3 separate regions of the Homo sapiens genome follow, and all the other regions are linked to region 1. A link is a loop called in an ENCODE intact Hi-C map of the cell type or tissue named here. Cell type or tissue: mammary epithelial cell. All regions are shown on one strand. Links, peaks and the distances in the headings refer to the core of each region. The heading gives the core; the rest is flanking DNA.

Region 1 (6,720 bases), core at 502-5,501:
TATAGGGTTGTCACTGTGCTGTCCACTACAGGACATAGGAACTTCCCACATCAGCCATGTGTTGTTTCCCATACAATGGGTGGGTTTGGTAGCTTGGTGAATGACAGTCCAATGACCAGAACCAAAGAGGATTGTTAACAAGGGGATTTTCTTACTTGCAACAGATAAGAACACCTGGTCCCAAAGCAGTACCTCCCGGGACTGGGAGCTGGATCTAGTTTTTATAAGCAAAGGGTAATGAGGCATGATCTCACTGGATCCTGCCATGGGGTGACGCCACAGCTAGATCTGATTGGATCCTGGATCCTGCCATGGGGTAACGCCACAGCTAGATTTGATTGGATCCTGGATCCTGCCATGGGGTGACGCCACAGCTAGATCTGATTGGATCCTGGATCCTGCCATGTGGTGTCCACTTCTTAATCCAGTCCCCTGCCCTCAGCCTGAGCACTTAGGTTCCCCCTGTGATTCTTGGTTCATCTGGGCATGCCCAGGTCACGTGACCCAAGGGTCCAGGGCAACTGAAAAACAACCCACAACTTTGTTACATAAAAGATGAATCAGATGGGTCTGGTGCTATAATGTGACTATGGAACCTGAAATATGGCTACTTTGAATTGGAATGTGTTGTAAATGTAAAATACATTTTGGATTTCTAAGACTTAGTACAAAAAATATATATAAACCATCTCATTAATTTTTACATTGATTACATGTTGAAATCAGAATATTTTGGATATATTTGGCTAAATAAAATATATAATTAAAATGAGCTTCACCCATGTCTTTTTGCTTTTAAAACTGTGGCTACTATAATTTTTTATTTTTTTGGGGGGACAGTCTCACTCTGTTGCCCAGGAGTGCAGTGGCACAATCTCAGTTCATTGCAACCTCCACCTCCTGGATTTGAGCGATTCTCCTGCCTTGGCTTCCTGAGTAGCTGGGACTACAGATGCTCACCCTCACGGCTGGCTAAGTTTTGTATTTTTAGTGGAGACAGGGTTTCGCCATGTTGGCCAGGCTGGTCTTGAACTCCTGACCTCGAGTGATCCCCCTGCCCTGGCCTCCCAAAGTGCTGGGGTTACAGGCATGAGCCACTGCGCCTGGCCTGGAAAATTTTAAGTTAAATGTATTTCTGTGGGAAAGCACTGCTCTAGAAATTCAGAACAATAGAATAATTGCATGTCAGGGAGAAGGAAAACAAGAAAAAAATAAGTATGCTGACTTTTCTTCCTCTTCTGGGTCCTGAGGGAATTAGAGAAGAAAAATATATCTTATATCTTAGAATTTTCGAGCTAGCAAAGCCATTAGAAATGACTGAGTCTGATACTTCTCAAAGCAGAGAACCTATCAGCTTCTGAAAATAATTCATAGATGGGGAGGAGTCCTCAGAACTCAGCTTGAGAAGCTATGGTGGCATCCAGCGAACTTACTTTGTAGATGAGGAAACCAAGACTCAGGGAGTCTAAGTGGCATAAGGGCAGCCTGCTAGTCAGTGGAGACCTACGACTAGAAACCAGGTCCTCCCTTCGCCCGCTCTCCTCTCTGGTACCCTATGAAAATGTTTACTTATTTATCTTCTTAATAAGAATAACAAATAACAAAAATTTCGTGCTTTTATTTTTAAAAACATATCAGTACTGCGCATATAGAAAAGTGATATTATCCAAATAAATGTCAAGTTCAGTTCACTTCCTTTCACTCAACTGCCATGACACTTCCATATTTCCCTTTTATTCCAAATATCTTAAGATCCCCTTCGGGGCTTTATATTCTATTTTCTGCCACCCTGATGAGCCTTAAAAAAACCTCATTTGGATAGCTGCTTCTCTGGATCTAGACAGGATTTGAGGGGATTATATTTCCTTTCCAGATTCTTCTCCTTTTCAAATTAATGTTTCCTCTTTAAAATATATACCCTCAACCTATTCAAAGTCTTTTCTTCAGGATGGCTGTTAATAAAACGTGTCTTGTAACAACAGTGTCTATGGCCTCCCTGCAGCCAACTCAGCTCACTGAGAGGCGGCCCTCTATAGTACACTCTGATAAACTTCTTTAGTTTCCTTCTATTGTAGTACCATATTTCCTTAAAAAAAAATCAGCCGGGCGCAGAGGCTCACGCCTGTAATCCCAGCACTTTGAGAGGCCGAGGCGGGCAGATGACCTGAGGTCAGGAGTTCGAGACCAGCCTGGCCAACATGGCAAAACCCTATCTCTACCAAAAATACGAAAATTAGCCGGGCGTGGTGGCGGGTGACTGTACACCCAGCTACTCAGGAGGCTGAGGCAGGAGAATTGCTTGATCCCAGGAAGGGGAGGTTGCAGTGAGCTGAGATTGTGCCACCGCACTCCAGTCTAGGTGACACAGCAAGACTCTGTTCTCACAAGAAAAAAAAAAAAAAAAAGAAAAGAAAAAGAAAGAACATTCCAGGAATGCTCCAATTGTGTTTTTGCTGTACTTTTTGTCTTGCTTGGTGTAGATGAAGCCCTGTAGTGGATACCTGGCAGGCTTTGCCATAGTGTTTCCTTGGTCTAAGGAAGTTCAGCCTTGCACTCAAGTTCTTCACCCCTGGGGCAATTGTGAAATTGACTTTAGTAATTAAAAGTTCTCTTTTATCTTTGTTTACTCTGAATGCTTTAGAATCATTAAATACAAATATTAGAACTGTCAGTGCTCTTTAAGATAATCTACTTAGCCCACCAGTACTTTCTCTTTCTGTCTACAATTGAAAGAAAAATGAGATTTTGGAGTCTCTGTGATTACTTTGCAGAAGAAAGCTATTATGAAGAAATAGTCTAAGGAACTAACTCATGCCAGGTAAGTCAGTGTTTCTGTTCATTTGGTGATGACTAATATTGGCATTCATCTGGCTGTTGTTAAGTGTAACGATTTAAAATTATTATATTGTGTAACCAAAAGATGGCAGTACTCCCTCTTCCTGTTTGGTTTTAGGACAAAATGGAAAGGTCATTTTGTTCTTACTACATTTTTCCCTTTACTCACCACAAAATGAAAATAATGAGTAAAAGTCACATAAGCAAATAAATAAAATATATTCCCAACCTCTTTAGTACAACCCTAATTACTTGATATAGCCATATCTATGCAAAAGAATGCAAGTCATTTTCTTTTCTTTTCTTCACTTGGTTTACTTTTCTAACAGTAGATGTTTGCTTCTATTTGGAACATTTAAAACGATGGCACCAGAAACCTCCATGATCCTTCTCAAAGGAGAGAGAACATGTCAGTTTCACTGAATGGTAGTTCATGTCCATACATGCCAAGAGAATATTGGACAAAAGCAAAATGCAGCAATAGTGATAGTTTATTTTCTGGTCATTACATTTCCCAAAATTATTACTCCACTCACCCTACCCCATCTTTTCTGAGGCATCTATATTGATTTATCCTTCAAATTCCAGCAATATTTTTATTTTATTTATTTATTTTCTTGTGAGATAGGCCACTAGACAAGTAATATTCTATCTAGAATATTACAGTTACACCTAGACCAAAGCTCTGTTTAAATAGAAAACCATACAATTTGGCATTGCAAATAAATAATTTGGCACCTGATGGCACTGAACTCCCTCAAAAATAATTATTCTAATTCATTCTCTTTCAGGTGGCTACATACAAAGCAAAGTTGTGGACATCTGTGTTGACACATTGTATGTTGTAGTCAGATGGGCTTGAATTCCTGCCTAGACCTTGCTAGGCACTGTGATTTGGAGCGAGATGTGCAACTTTGGGCAAGTTTCTGCCTAAGAAAAACGAGGATAAAATATCTAATTCTCAGGCTTGTTTTGAGAATAAGGTGAAAAGATATCTATACTGTGCCTAGCAAACAGTAGGCACTCAGTCAACCTAAGCCTACTTCTTTCCTATTAAGAAGACAAACATGTACATCCACTATTACTGTCAGCTGCTCAATAGAAGAAAATAAATAGGCTATATGTCTATAAATATTCTGTTCCTTTAGGAACAAATATTTAATTGGTTTACATGTTCCACATGGACTATTGTTGAAATCATTCATTCAGCAACTTCTATAGCAGTAACTAACATTTACTGTGTGCCAGGGCCTTTCTAAATGTCTTTACACATATTAACTCCTTTTCCTCGCAGCATCACCAAGAAAAGATGCTATCATCCCTATTTTACAGCAGGAGACTTGGAGTCACAGAGCCGTTAAGTCACTTGTCTGAGGTCACACAGCTAGATGAAAATCCTAGGATTCAAATCCAAGCAGACTGCCTCTGGAGTCTGGGTTCATAACCATTATGCCATTGCACATCTCTGAAACCACCTTTGCAAAAGTTATAATAGTGAGAATACTATGGCAGTGAAAGAGATCTGACTTAACCAACTCCATCTTGCCTGTAACCTCCATTCCTGGGTGTGGGCCAAGCTAACTTTGGGAGAAATCTATCCTTAAAGCAAGGATGATAATATCCCTCCCCAAATTAAACTGCCTTAGTAAAACTAATGAAAGGCCACAAGGTTAGGGTTATGAGAAGAATCTGAGTTCTGCAAAGATGTAGGTATAGTTAAAGAATAACCAGTCATTGTTCTGGTGGTCACAAGATTTGTAACTTCTCCAATTACTCCTATAAATAACCTCTACTATTGTAGAACCTAATATTGGCCTTTGGAGATATCTTTTCAGACTTTAGCTTTTCTGATGACCAAGATGACTCCATTTGGACTTATGACTCAATGGGTCCTGTGGCCCCCACCCAGAAGCAGACTCAGGGCATGAGGACCATTTTCCACATCCCTATGATTGCATCCCCAACCATCAGCAGCACCCATTCCCTAGCCCCCTGCCCACCAAACTATCTTGAAAAAACCCTAGCCTCTGAATGTTTGGAGAGGCTGATTTGAATAATAATAAAATTCTGCTCTCCTGTTTAGCTGGCCCTATGTATCTTGAACCCTTTCTCTATTGCAATTCCCTTGTCTTGATACATTGGTTTTATCTGGGCAGCAAGTGAGAAGAACCTGTTGGGCAGCTATAGCACCAGTTTCCCTGCTGAAAAAGAAGAGGAAAAGTACATTGAAAGGATGTTTTTTTCTCCTGATGTTTGGAGAATATGAGGGACCTTTACTGTTGAGATGTTAACTCAGCAGAGAAAAAGGGGGAGTGGACAAACAAGAATGTATCTAAAAATGGTGAGGGCAGCAAAGAATTATGTCAGAACTGTTGGGAATCCCAGTACTAGGAGATCTTCCATCCTGTGGCTGTGAGTTACCGTGGATATTTCTCTTTGTTCATTAAGACATTGTAGGGACATTTAGTATTCTTCAGAAGCCTCAGCTCTCCATTTTGCCATGGCAGTTATTAGTTCCATTAAAAGGTGAAGGCTTTCAGAGTGAATGAATTCTCCTTCCCTTACAGCCAGGGAATGAGCTTCTCAGGTATAAGATAATATGGCATTGTTCCATATTCCATTCCCAACCCTGAGCTAAAGCTAGTGAAGGTGGTAGACTTTCAAGGTCATTTAGACCCAAAACATTCACTGGGGCCCTAGTTTGCATAGTCACAGGTCATCGCTCTACCCCTTTTATTACTAACTTGTGGATATGAAGCCCACCATGTTTCACCATATTCTGCCACTGCCATCCAAAATCCCAATTTTCCTGGTCTTCCAGTCCCTCCTTCTCCCAGCCCCTACTGCTGTGCTTCCCCTTGTTGTCAACCTCCTGTCTTACACTTTCCAAAGTGTTTGCTGGACTTCCTATTCCACTGTAAAATCATCCTAGCCTGCCATTTGCCTTTTAGCATTAAAAAAATTGAAAAATGTTACTTAGTCAAATGTACTGAGTTATTTTCTCAGTCTTTCCTCCCATTGTTTTTATGGTTAAGAAGTTAGTAAACCACTTTTAAAACCTCATCACCCATCTTATAGAATAGTTTTCCCCACAATAGGTAGCTTGGGTGGTTTTAAGAGCCAATAGACACCAGAGTTGTGAAATTTGCAATTCATATTTAAATTTGACACTTAGGCACTTAAGTAGGTTTTAATATTTATATAGTAGGTCTAAATATTCATATAGCCTGGTTTACATATTATATAGCAGGTCTAAATATTCATATTTAACGAGAGCAAAACTCCATCTCAAAAAAAAAATCAGATATTGTGAGACTTACTCACTACCACGAGAACAGTATGGGGGGAATTGCCCTCATGATTCAATTCTCTCCCACTGGGTCCCTCCCACAACATGTGGGAATTATGGGAGCTACAATTCAAGATATTTGGGTGGGGACACAGCCATACCATATCATTCCATCCCTGGCCCCTCCCAAATCTCATGTCCTCACATCTGAAAACCAATCATGCCTTCCCAACAGTCCCCCAAAGTCTTTTTTTTTTTTTTTTTTTTTTTGAGACGGAGTCTCGCTGTGTCTCCCAGGTTGGAGTGCAGTGGCGCGATCTCGGCTCACTGCAAGCTCCGCCTCCCAGGTTCATGCCATTCTCCTGCCTCAGCCTCCCAAGTAGCTGGGACTACAGGCGCCCGCCAACACGCCCGGCTAATTTTTTGTATTTTTAGTAGAAACGGGGTTTCACCGTGTTAGCCAAGATGGTCTCGATCTCCTGACCTCGTGATCCGCCCGTCTCGGCCTCCCAAAGTGCTAGGATTACAGGCGTGAGCCACCGCGCCCGGCCTCCCCCAAAGTCTTAACTCATTTTAGCATTAATTCAAAAGTCCAC
Region 2 (6,720 bases), core at 890-5,889, 72 kb after region 1:
AGCTGAGCCATGCTGGACTCCTTGACCCATGGAAACCGTGAGATAATAAACGGGTCCTGTTTTAAGCCACCAGGTTTGTGATGATTTGTTACATAGCAATAGAAGGCTAAGACAGGACCTGTACTGCCTACTTTGCAGAGTTGTTTGAAGATTAGGAAAAAAGTATGTAAAGTACCTGGCACGTAGAAGACTACTAATAAATGGTAGCTTTAAGTCACGCAGTCCATAATGATCCAATTCCTTTTTTAGAGGGAATGTAAATTTCTTCCTTTTTTTTCTTTCTCGAGACAGAGTCTTGCACTGTCGCCCAGGCTGGAGTGCAGTGGCGTGATCATGGCTCACTGCAGCCTTTACCTCCCTGGCTCAAGTGATCCTCCCATCTCAGCTTCCCGAGTAGCTGGGACCACAGCATGCACTGCCATGCCTGGCTAATTTATGTATTTTCAGTAGAGACGAGGTTTCTCCATGTTGCTCAGGCTGGTCTTGAACTCCTGGGCTCAAGCAATCCTCCCATTTTGGTCTCCCAAAGTGCTGGGATTACAGGTGTGAGCTACCGCACATGGCCAAATCTTTTCTTTTCAGAATGAATCTTGTGAAATGCTGAGAATTGTTGAGAGGACTGAATGAGATCATATGTCTAACATGCTCTAGTGTGGAGTCTAGCACACAGTCAACAGTAGGTAAATAGTAATGATGAGGATGATGTTTGTAGTGGTTTTTATCCTGGTAAAAATGAGGCATGTATTGTAATAGACGTAGATCTTTTTTTTCCCCCTTAAAACCACTTTTGCCTTGCTTTACAAGTAGCATCTCTTGCAGAAGTTCCAGAGACTGTTACAGAATTATCCACTGTCTGAATAGAAATGAACCTTGGATATAATCTGGCCTAACTTCGCTTTTCAAATGAAAAAACAGTGAGTCTGAAGTCAGCTTGTTTGATGCCACAAAACAAATTAATAGCAGAATCAGGATTAGAATTTAGGTATCTTGATGTCAAGGCCACTTCTGCAGAACCATATACAGTTGTCCCCTGGTATCTGTGGGGGATTGGTTCCAGGGTGCCTGAGGATAACAAAATCCCTATGTAAAATAGCACAGTATTTGCCTGTAACCTATACAATTCTTTAGTGTACTTAAATCAAAATCATCTCTAGATTACTTACAATACCAAATACAATGTAAATGCTATGTAAATAGTTGTAGGCCGGGCACGGTGGCTCATGCCTGTAATCCCACCACTTTGGGAGGCTGAGGCGGGTGGATCACGAGGTCAGGAGATCGAGACCATCCTGGCTAACACGGTGAAACCCCGTCTCTACTAAAAAAAAAATACAAAAAATTAGCCGGGCATGGTGGCGGGCGCCTGTAGTCCCAGCTACTCAGGTGGCTGAGGCAGGAGAATGGCGTGTACCCGGGAGGTGGAGCTTGCAGTGAGCCGAGATCATGCTACTGCACTCCAGCCTGGGTGACAGAGCGAGACTCCGTCTCAAAAAAAAAAAAAAAAAAAAAAAAAAGTTGTTGTATTGTTTAGGGGAAAACGATAAGGAAAAAAGTCTATATATCACAACCATCTATTTTTTTAGAATATTTTTGATGCACCGTTGGTTGAATCTACAGATGTGGAATGCAGTTCTGGAAAGCCAATTGTATTTATTTCTCTTCCGAAATGTTTTCTCTATTTAAGACTCAGTGCCATCTCAACTCATAAAGTATCAGCATTCCCTTGTAAAACTCACCCTGCACACAATTTATCAGTCATGAACATTTTTTTCCAGCTACCTCTCTTGAAGTATTTATTATTGAGAGTAATTCATTCCATTAATGTTGATTGAGAGCCGACTTTGTGCTACATTTGGAATCAATCTTGTTAAACTGCAGCCCCAAATCACTCCAAAATTAGATACCAAATTTATTGCAAGCCCTTGGGCCACAACGACCCTATAAAGGAGGTCTGCTGTGACTAGTATTTTTACAGATGAGGAAATTGAGACATAAGGAGATTCAGGGGCTTGCCTGGGCTGGTCCAACAACTAAGAAGACATGGAGTTGGGATTTGTACACGGAGCTGACTAGCTGCCACTTTCAGCTTCTTTCCACTTTTAATTAGACTGCTTCCCAGAAGCTGATTAGGCTAAAATTTTATAATAATAAGGAGGACAGGTCTAGACTCCCCTCCCTTCAGGCCCATCACTAGTAGCTCTACTGGATCTGGACTCATGTTGCCTCCTTGGTCCTAAGGGCCAACAGCACAAAAGCTCACAGCACTAAAGATGCGTGATGAAGGAGCTGAACTTTGCCTTCAAGAAAATGTCTTTCTTTGGGGCTTATCCTCTTGTTGGGAGAAGTCTCAGTATCTGCTTCTTCCCCTTCCCCTTGCAGCTTTGTTTTTATTTTTTATTTTATTTTTTAGAGAGAAGATCTTGCTCTGTCACCCCGGCTGAAGTGCAGTGGTGTGAACATAGCTCACTGCAGCCTAGAACTCTTGGGCTCAAGTGATCCTCCTGCCTCAGCCTCCCAAATAGCTGGGACTACAGGTGTTTGCCACCACGCTGGCTAAATTTTTTTTTTTTGTAGAGACAGGGACTTGCTACATTGCCCAGGCTGGTCTTAAACTCCTGGCCTCAAGTGATCCTCCTGCCTTGGCCTCTCAAAGTGTTGGGATTACAGGTGTGAGACACCACACTGGCCTCCCTTGCAGAATTTAAGAGAGAAATCTGAACTCCCCCTGTCATTGGTTGCTTTGGTTGAAGCTCCTTGAGATTGTCTGAGATTGTCTCCACAGTGGTCCTAGCTGCCATCTCAGCCTCTCTCTCAATTAGATATTGAAATACTTCCCCAGAGTTTTTAGCTCCCTTCTAACCAGAATTCTCCTTTTTCCTTGGCAGGCATCTCAGAAACTGTCAGGCAGCAGCTGGAGTCTCTGCAATGGTCTCCCCACCCCTCAGGAATAACCCTGCCTCTCTGCAGATGGCCTCTCAGACCTGCCTTCACAGGAGGGAGGCCTACGTTAGGTAACCATGCCCTAGCTTCAAGGTGGGGTTAAGCTTCAGGGTTCAGGTGTCTGTAGTGAGAGCAGGAAACAAGTGCCAAGGGAAATGCCACTGAAGAATGGAGGGGAATCTTCCAGCCCCAGGGGCTCATAGACCACTCCCTCCTGCCATAGGCACTGTCCTCTGAACGCGGCTCCCAGGGGAAGGGCCCTTCCTGTGAGTCCTGGGTTTATGGACCTGGACAAGTAGGAACAGGAGCAGAGCAAGCCTGAGAATGATTGAAATGCTGCCGTTCTGTCCAGCAGAGCAGAAAACTTGCGCTTGGGGAACTGAACTTTGAGAAATGCAAAGTGCCTGGGTGTTCCAGGATGAGCACATTGGAGCTTAGGTCCCTTCGTTCCTGGTAGTGGGAGAAAGCAGCAGATGGTTCAGCCTGGAGGCAAAGAAAGAGCCCAACAATTACGGGGAAGCTCAAGGTCAGCACAGGGTTAAGGCCAGAATCTAACCACAGATGCATATGATTTCAGCTTTCCACATGCATTTGTGTTGAAAGTAACTGTTGGAAAATTGTAGTCTGCTCATTCCAATAGTTCTTTTAAAACCATCCACATGTTGTTCTTAGTAAAGTCTGTGTCTGAAAACCCCTGTAAGGCTCATCACGCTGAAATGCCACCAAGTACGTCCGTAGGCTGAATTGTACATAGCATGTGAGGGCGCTGTTGCCATCTGTAAAACACAACATTCATTTTAAAATGTCACTTGTCGATCACATCAGTACACTCCGGCCTGGGCAACAGAGTGAGACTCTGACTCAAAAGAAAAAAAAATGTCACTTGACAATAAGGATTTTTAAAATGAATGATACAGGCACTGTTAATGAGACCTATGAAGTTTTCTAATGTTACAATGGCATCTCATACTTGAAAAGGTGGGGAACCGTTGCCTTAAAGATCTAGCTGAGGCCGGGCGCAGTGGCTCATGCCTGTAATCCAGCACTTTGGGAAGTCAAGGTAAGTGGATTACTTGAGATCAGGAGTTCGAGACCAGCCTGACCAACATGGCGAAACCCCGTCTCTACTAAAAATACAAAAATTAGCCAGGTTTGCTGGTGGGCACCTGTAATCCCAGCTACTCAGGAGGCTGAGGCAGGAGAATCGTTTGAACCCAGGAGATGGTAGTTGCAGTGGGCTGAGATCACACCACTGCACTACAGTCTGGACGACAGAATGAGACTCTGTCTCAAAACAGAAACAAAAACAAGTCTAGCTGAGGAGGTTCCTGGAACCAGGTAGAACTGCCACTCAGCCACCTTCATCATTAAGCTACTGTACAGACAAGGGAAGCTACCCTTTGAGTCTGCATCTGTTTATCATGTTCCCTAGTACCTGGTACTGCCCCAGGAGAGGTTTCTCATGGGGCACCTGATATATCTGGTCCCCCTCCCAGGCCTAGGAATTACCAAGGCAAACTATAAAAAACATAATTTTTTTAGACTGGATTTATAAGATTTATTATACAAGCACATAGAAAGTCCTCTATGGTACTTATGAGAAGCAAACAGCCAGTAAAAAGCAACAAAAGCCACATTAACAGTGAGCCTAAGTAGCTATTGGAACAAAAATCAATGCTAGCCTGCCTGGGTGCGGTGGCTCACGCCTGTAATCCCAGCACTTTTGGAGGCTGAGGCAGGCGGATCACTTGAGGCCAGGGGTTCGAGACCACCCTGGCTAACATGGTGAAACCCCGTCTCTACTACAAATACAAAAATTAACCAGGTGTGGCGGTGCATGCCTGTAATCCCAGCTACTCGAGAGGCTGAGGCACAAGAATCGCTTGAACCCGGGTGGCAGAGGTTACAGTGAGCCGAATCGCACCAACTGCACTCCAGTCTGGGTGACAGAGTGAGACTCTGTCTCAAAAAACAAAAACAAAGTAATGCTAGCCTGAATTGATGGGGGTATGAGGGGGTTCTGTAAGGCATAAACTGGTCTGGGCAAGAGATAGTTGGGGCCACTGATGAATTGTTTGCTTTCTACTACTGCCGACGAAGCATGGATGATTAGTTCCTTATTATTTCTGCTCCTAGGCTGTCTCCAAGGCAAGCTGTTTCTCCTACTCTCTGTACAGTCCATGAGACTAAGCAGGCACTTGACCTTAACTGAGGTTCCCTCAGTTCTGTCCTGTTCCTTTTAGTCTGGGTCCATTGGGTAGACGTGGCCTGTTCAAACAAACCATTAATGAGCACATCTCCGGCAGGGCATTTGGAAATAAAGTCAGAAAGCCAGCGAATGGTTTGGCCTTTTCTTCCCATCTTTCCATCCCCTGCTGGGATTCACCTCCTCCTCTTGCCCTGGGGCCTCCTGTGCTCTTTCTTCTTCTCAGCCTGGTTTTACCCTCCTCCAACCGCTGTTGTTGCAAGTAAATGAACTGGAGTGGAATCTTTGTTTTCTATCTCAAGGGTATTTGCTTTGAAAACCTTTTCTCTTGCTGTGGATCAAAATATCCTTTGCTCCTTGTTAAAGTAGATTTAGGCTCAGTGGCTCTGGTGGAAGAGGTTGTTTAAACTCCGTAAACCACACAATTACCAACTTTCTTTTTCTCTGTGTACAGTGGTCCAATGGACAAAACTCGGGTGAGTAACAGTGACGGTGGTGACTCTGTGGGTGTTCATCTGAATCAGGTGCTGTACTGAGCACTTTGTCCCATTATGGCTGTGGCCCTGAGGCGGGTATTCATTTCCTATTATGGAAAAGGAAAGGAGGCCTAGTGAGGTTAAGTATCGTGCTCGAGATGACTCCAGAATTGAAAATTCCAACTGTCCCACCCTGAACTTCTAATTCCCTTCAGGTGATCCTCTTCTTTTCTGAGTAGCATTGATCACGTCTCCTTTCTTCTTTAACTTCCTTGTTGATTAGTTTATTGCATGCAGTCAGTCTCTCTGCCTCTTCCATGTTCCCCAGCGAGAATCCACCTGCTCTACAGGGGCAGGGATTTTTGTCGGCTCACTGGGGTATCTCAAAGGCATAGATTACACACACAGTAGGCACTGAACAAACATTTGTTAAATGAATAAACAAAAGTAGCCAAGGTAAGATTTTGCACTTTAGCACCAACTTAGATAAAATAAGTAAAAATAACCTAAAATAATCAAAAGGGTCAGAATCTAGTTTTGAGCACAGAGTTTGAGGACAGCCACTCATGAAGCACAGATTCCAAAGAATGGGAGTGAGTGTTCCAAAGTATAGAAGTTTGGGATCATTTATATGGTCAAAGTTTAGGGAAGCTTAATAGAATTTCACTATCTTTCTATGTAAGGCTTATTGCATAGTTACAATAATCCGATTTGGCAAGGTAATTTTTTTTTCTTTTTGGGAAAGGTATATTTAACATTCCACAGTGCAGATGTAATAGTCAGGGGTCTTTTGCACCACTTGGTCTGAGTTGGGTACAAGATAATAAAGGTGGCAGTTAATCTATAATGAAGAACAGTGATTAGAAGCAGGGGAGGTCTGGTCTCTGTTCTCTCTTAGTCATTTACAGAACAAGAACAATGAAGAAGAGAGTTCCTCTATAATCTAAGAAACAGAAATTGCAAGCACATACTATGTGACTCAGGTCACAGTCGTATCTCTCTCAAAGCTTAAAGTTTTTTAAAAGCTTTTACATTTTATTTATTTTCAAAGCTGTCACCAAAAGCCCTCAAAGCCCTCAATTTTTCTTTTCTTTCTCT
Region 3 (6,720 bases), core at 573-5,572, 360 kb after region 1:
ATTAGCCTGTCATGGTGGCATGTGCCCGTAATTCCAGCTACTCGGGAGGCTGAGGTGGGAGAGTCGCTTGAACCGAGGAGGCAGAGGTTGCAGTGAGCTGAGATCTCGCCACTGTACTCCAGCCTGGGTGATGGAGTGAGACTCCATCTCAGAAAAAGAAAAAAAAAAAGAGTCATCTCTCCTGCTACAGGACTTCCAAGTAAGAGTCCTCTGAAACATTCACGTGGGTAAAAAAATCTGTTTATCATTATCTAAGGCTAGAAGTACATGTTTTACACATAAACACAATACTTTTACATATAAAGCAGTATTTTTTAAGTTTTTAAAATATTTTTTAAAAGTTAATATAACTATTAATTGACAAATCATAATTATCATAATTACATTGACAGAGTACACCGTGTTGTTTTGATATATGTATACTAAAGCAGTATGTTTTTAGGGTTGTTTTACCATCAACTGAATTTTTTTTTAGGAATGAAACCACAGTAGAAATCAAGACTGGGCTGGGCACAGTGGCTCACGCCTATAATCCCAGCACTTTGGGAGGCCGAGGGCAGTGGATCATTTGAGGTCAGGAGTTTGAGACCAGCCTGCCTAACATAGCGAAACCCCATCTCTACTGAAAATACAACAAATTAGCCGGATGTGGTGGCACATGCCTGTAATTCCAGCTACTCGGGAGGGTGAGGCAGGAGAATCACTTGAACCCAGGAGGTGGAGGTTGCAGTGAGCCGAGATCGCACCACTGCACTGGGTGAGAAAGGGAGAGTCTGTTTCAAAACAACACAAAGAAAATAAAAATAAAATAAAGACTGCATTTTATTTGGAGATTTTCAATGCATTTTTTATCTTTGATCATTGCATTGAGGGAGTGCCACTCAAGGGACTGGAGTCATGAATAGAACCCACCTGTATTTGTCCGTGTTTTAGCAGTTGCTTCTATGTAGAGCATCTGACTACTTCATTATATATTTTGTAGTATATATGTACCTAAGCTTTATATATTGAAATAGATATTATTTTGTTATAAGTTGGTTTCTTATTATTTCTTTTTTGTATTACCATTAGAGAAGTATATCAGTTTTTAAAAATATACGGTTAGGGGAGTGACAACCACAAGTAGTGATTCTCATTTCAAGAAATTAAATGGCTACAAAACTGGTGTCCAGAATATATAAAGAACCCTTGCAACTCAGCAATAAAAAGACAAGTAACACAATTTTAAAATGTTCAAAGGATTTGAATAGACATTTCTTCAAAGAAGATATATAAATCACCAATGAGCATATGAAAATGTACTCAACTTCATTGGTCATTAGAGAAATGCAAATAGAAGTCACACCCATTAGGATGGCTAAAATAAAAAAAGATGAACAATAACAAATGTTGGCAAGTATGTGGAAAAATTAGAACCCTCATACACTGTGGATGGGAATGTAAAATGGTGCAGACACTTTGGAAAGTTGGCTATTCCTCAGAGATTTACCATATGACACAGCAATTCTACTCTTAGGTGTATACCCAAGACAATTAAAAAGATATATACAGGCCGGGCGCGGTGGCTCAGGCCTGTGGTCCCAGCACTTTGGGAGGCCGAGGCGGGTGGATCGCGGGGTCAGAAGATCGAGGCCGTCCTGGCTGATACGGTGGAACCCCGTCTCTACTAAGAGTACGAAAAATTAGCCGGGCGTGGTGGGGGGCGCCTGTGGTCCCAGCTACTTGGGAGGCTGAGGCAGGAGAATGGCGTGAACCTGGCGGGCGGAGCTTGCAGTGAGCCGGGATTGCGCCACTGCACTCCACCCTGGGCGACGGAGCGAGACTCCGTCTCAAAAAAAAAAAAAAAAAGATATATACACAGAAAAACTTGTACATAGATGTTCATAGTAGTATTCCAATACACATGCCCATCAGTAGATGAATGGATAAGCAAAACGTGGTATATTAATAAATGAAATATTATCCAGCCACAAAAAGCAATGAAGTACTGATACATGATCCAATATGGATGGACCTTGAAAACTATACTAAATGAAAGAAACCAGCCACAAAAGGCCACATAGTACATGATTACATTTGTATAAAATGTCCAGAATTAGCAATTCCATAAAGACAGAAAGTAGATTAGTAGTTGCCAAGGGCTGAGGGAAGGAGGAATGGGAGTGACTGCTGCTAATGGGTACAGGGTTTCTTTTTGGGGTGAGAAAAGTGTTCTGGAATTACATAATGATGATAGTTGTATAACTTTGTGAATATACTAAGACACACTGAATTGTATCTTTTAAAAAGTTAAATTTTATGGTACGTGAATGATACCTCATTAAAATAGTTACATGAGAAAAAAAGGCAAAATACAGGGTATAATTCAAGAATTTTAATTTTTAAATATAAAGTATTTATAGCCAAATTTGATTTACTTTTAAAATATGTCTTATTAAATAGTTTAATAAAAGCAAAACTGTTCTAGCAAAAAAAAAAAAGAAATTAAATGGCATTTGTAAAAAAAAAAAAAAAAAAAGCAGGTGGGGCTCTGGGGCTGGCAGGGTTGAGAAAGAGACAGCTCCTGCCCCGAGAGAGCCGCGATGTCCCGGAGGGTGCCCCCTTGTGGTGGCTTTTGGGATGGCACCCTTCCCCACTGGGATAAAATAGAATCTATTATGGAATGGTCAGCCCCACGGTGATGGGTGTATGTATAATTTAAAACAGCCTCCAGGTGGTTCTAAGAATCTTCTTTCATCAGAGGAGGCAGAATTCCCTTATACAACCTTTTGGCATGTTTGCTACATGTTTGCAACCTTTTGGCATATTGCCTTGAAATTGAACATTTGAACTCTTTTTCTCTTAAAACATAACTGCTAAACTTTCAAAAATTATCCTGGGATTCTAAGCTTGTTGCACAGGAAAAATACGTTGTTATGTAAGGAAAACTAATCAAAGTTCTCTACCTTTCCTGGTCAGCAGCATGTGTTTCCAAAAAATTTAAGAGAAATTAATGGGTTAATTGAGAACATTCTACATCTCACCATGTTTGCTCTTATCATAATTCACCATTGCTGATTTCTCTACCTACAGAGTTGCTGAACCTGGCTTGATTTTCCCATAGAACTGAAGCCTGAGGAACTTATATTTGTTTTGTCTGAGTTTCTTTCTCGGGAAACCAACCATCAGGGCTCCCAGATAGTATCAGGGAACTGAAACTTTTCAGATGATGGCATCCAGTCATGAGATGCACCTGCTGCCTGTTGACCAATTCCTCTTCTTTACCTCTCTCTAACCCCCTGCTATATAAACCCCTAACTTTAGATAGTTAGGGAGATAGATTTGAGACTGGTCTCCCATGTCCCAGCTGATGTCACCTGCATTAAAGCCTTTCTTCCCCAGCAATACTCATCATCTCAGTGATTGGCTTTCTCTACAGTGACAACTGGACCTGGCCCGAACCCCTGGCATCTGGCAACATTATTACCTGTCGAAACAGAAGTAGAGATTTGAAATAGAGGATGCCTGTTCCCATTTCCTCCTGCTGTCTGGAAGGAAGTCTGGCTTTCCAGCCCAACTCTAAGCTCATCTTTACATACAAAATAAGGGTATGTTTACATGGAAAGCAAAAATAGAACCATGGATTTACAGAAGGTTCCATAGCAGCAAATAACAGTGCTTATGAAATAAACATTTTAAATATTATTCCTGTGTAAAATTATTGTCAGGCATACTTTACCAATGAAGAGATAGAACAATGTGGGTTCTATGCCTGGACACAATGATTTGTTTAGTGACCTTGCACAAAATAGGCTCAGTCTTCCTGGGCCTTAGAGGCCTTGTCTATAAAATTAAGGAGTGGAATTTAAATAAGCTTTAATATTATTCCCAGCTTTATGAATCTGAGTAAGGTTGACTTAAAAGTGTTATTTTTATTACTTTTTACATTACTTTTTTTTTGAAATGGAGTTTCGCTCTTGTCGCCCGGGCTGGAGTGCAGTGTCATGATATTGGCCCATTGCATCCTCCGCCCCCTAGGTTCAAGTGATTCTCCTGCCTCAGCCTCCTGAGTAGCTGGGATTACAGGTGCGCGCCACCATGCCTGGCTAATTTTTTGTATTTTTAGTAGAGACAGGGTTTCTCCACGTTGGCCAGGCTGGTCTCAAACTCCTGACCTCAGGTGATCCACCCCCCCTCAGCCTCCCAAAGTGCTGGGATTACAGGCGTGAGCCACTGTGCCCCACCCTTTTTACATTACTTTTAATGGCAAAAACCACAATTGCTTTTGCACCAACCTAATAATTCTCAGTATGGCATTATTCACAACAAACTTTAGGTCGCCTGTGTTCAGCCATTTTTGTGTCACCATAAAGAAATAACCTGAGGCTGGGTAATTTATAAAGATAAGAGGTTTAATTGGCTTATGGTTCTGCAGGCTACGCCAGCCTGGCTCCGGCATCTGCTTCTGGTGAGGGCCTCAGGGAGCTTCCAATAACGCTTTAAGGTGACAGGGAGCAGGCGCCACGTGGTGAGCGTGGGAACAAGAGTTGGGGGAGGTGCCACACACTTCTAAATAACCAGATCTCGTGTGAACTCAGAGCGAGAACTCACTCATCACTGAGGGAATGGTGCTAAGCCACGCATGAAGAATCCCCCCCCATGATCCAAACACCCCCCCCCAGGCCCACTTCCAACACTGGAGGTCACCATTTAATGTGACATTTGGAGGGGACGAAACATCTAAACCATATCATCACCTCTGTTCATTCTCAGACAAAATATACTCAAAGGATGTTAACTAATCTTAATAGAATAGCATAATTAGGAAGGTTAATATGATGGAATTAATATAACAGATGTTGGTGAGCCAAAAAAGCAAACTCAGTTGCCTCCCACTCTACCCTCACAACACAATTCTGATGCCAAATGTGCAGGGATTTTTCCCCAGCAAACAAGCAATTAATTCTGCAGTGGACATCAGCTGGGTGTCCTCTAGTTCAATTCAATTCTGACACTGTCCACCTAGAGATGGCCTCAGATTACAGAGGTTGAGGCCCCAGCCCCATAAGGCCACCCACCATACTTCTGATGCTCATCAAAAGCCCCAGGCTGTGACCTGTGCTTCCAATCTGGCTATGAATCAGAATTCCCATGACCCTGTTCTTGGGTTTGATTGATTTGCTGGAGCAGCTCACAGAACCCAGGGAAACATGTTTACTGTTATAAAGGATATTATAAAGGACACAGAAGAAAAGATGCATAGGGTGAAGTATGGGGAAAGCGACATGGAGCTTCCATGGGCATACCAGCCTCCAGGAACCTCCACGAGTTCAGCGATCCAGAAGCTCCCTGAACCCAGTCCTTTTGGGTTTTTATGGAGGCTTCATTAAGTAGGCATGAGTGATTAAACCATTGGCCATTGCTGATCAACTTAACCTTCAGCCCTTCCCCGCTCCCCGGAGATTGGGAGGTGGGGTTGAAAGTCCCAACTCCATAATCCTGTCTTGGTTTTTCCAGTGACAGCCCCCATCCTGAAGCTACAGAAAGGCATTTATCACTTTGAAGAGTCCAAGGATTTTAGGAGCTATATACCAGGAGAGGGGGAGGAAAACCAAATACATGTTTCACAATATCCCAGTTAGTTCTACATATTCCTGATGACCTTATTGGGGTAGAATGTTGAGTGTTAGCCATGGTTTTGTGTTTTTCAATACTGTGGATTTGGAATAAGTAAATTTTGTATTCCCTCCTTTAAATATTGCCCACAGAGCAGTCAGAACACACACAACATTGATCAATTAAGTCTGTCATCTCATATGAGTGCACCCCAAAACAATGACAATAGTAATATCAAAGATCACTGATCAAAGATCACCATGACAGATAATGGTCATAATAGTCAGGATAAATTGTGAAGTATTGTGAGAATTACCACAATGGGACACAGTGACACATGCTGTTGGAAAAGTAGTGCCAGTAGACGCACTCGATGCTGGGTTGCCACAAAGCCTCAATTTGTAAAAAACACAATATCTACAAAGTGCGATAAAACAAAGCACAATAAAATGAGGTATGCCTGTAAATAAAGAAAAAATTATATATATATAATAACATATAAAATATAATATATATGATATAATACATATGTGTATATATAATATATCTCACAGGATCTAAGAATCTGAGAGCAGAAAGAGCCCTTAGATCCTGGGTGTGGTGGCCCATGCCTGTAATCCCAGCGCTTTGGGAGGCTGAGGCAGGAGAATTGCTTGAGCCCAGGAGTTCAAGACCACCCTGGGCAACATGGCAAGACCCCATCATCCCCCCCCAACCAAAAAAAAAAAAAAAAATTAGCAGGTCATGGTGGCATGTGCCAGTAGTTCCAGCTGCTAAGGAGGCTGAGGTGGGAGGATTGCTTGAGCCTGGGAGTTTGAGGCTGCAGTGAGCCATGATTGCACCACTGCATTCCAGCCAGGATCATAGAGCAAGATCCCATCTAAAGAAAAAGAAAGAGGGCTTAGAAAGCATTTGCTGTCCCCTCCTTCATCAACACCTATCTTTAGGAAGTCCCCTGACTGGTATCTTCTTGTTATTATTCTTGTTCTGAAGGCTTCCTACCTTCTGTAATTAGGGTGGTCATATAGTTTATCATACAGATCATAGAACATTTGAGAGTGAAAGGAGATAGTCAGTAATTACAGGGGACAACAGGTGTGAACTGGCCCAGGCCGGGCAGCTCAG

The links. A loop is a pair of places that touch in the nucleus more often than their neighbours do. Peaks named below come from ENCODE experiments on the same cell type or tissue, not always from the same donor. Only the 100,000 strongest peaks of a DNase experiment are listed, where the experiment ranks them.
Region 2: a loop joins it to region 1, with 5 times the contacts of the local background. A loop is called at or near these places in 20 of 110 quality-filtered maps.
Region 3: it touches region 1 in a loop (7-fold over the local background); 23 of 110 quality-filtered maps call a loop at or near these places.

The regions. Positions count from the first base shown.
Region 1 is chr18:9,051,635-9,058,354 of GRCh38, reverse strand. No RefSeq gene overlaps it. Among named protein-coding and RNA genes, the nearest start is that of NDUFV2, 48 kb to the left of the region's middle. RefSeq lists a silencer at 2,776-2,885. In mammary epithelial cell, for the core only: a CTCF peak has its summit at 2,920 (motif pointing right); a DNase peak (open chromatin) is centred at 2,854; H3K27ac peaks cover 2,037 bases.
Region 2 is chr18:8,979,627-8,986,346 of GRCh38, reverse strand. No RefSeq gene overlaps it. Among named protein-coding and RNA genes, the nearest start is that of NDUFV2, 120 kb to the left of the region's middle. In mammary epithelial cell, for the core only: a CTCF peak has its summit at 3,698; a DNase peak (open chromatin) is centred at 3,306; H3K27ac peaks cover 2,420 bases.
Region 3 is chr18:8,692,820-8,699,539 of GRCh38, reverse strand. GACAT2 (gastric cancer associated transcript 2) reads left to right here. Exons shown (of 2, transcript NR_120598.1): 2 at 3,419-3,684. Among named protein-coding and RNA genes, the nearest start is that of MTCL1, 9.4 kb to the left of the region's middle. In mammary epithelial cell, for the core only: a CTCF peak has its summit at 2,605 (motif pointing left); no DNase peak of the experiment used is centred there.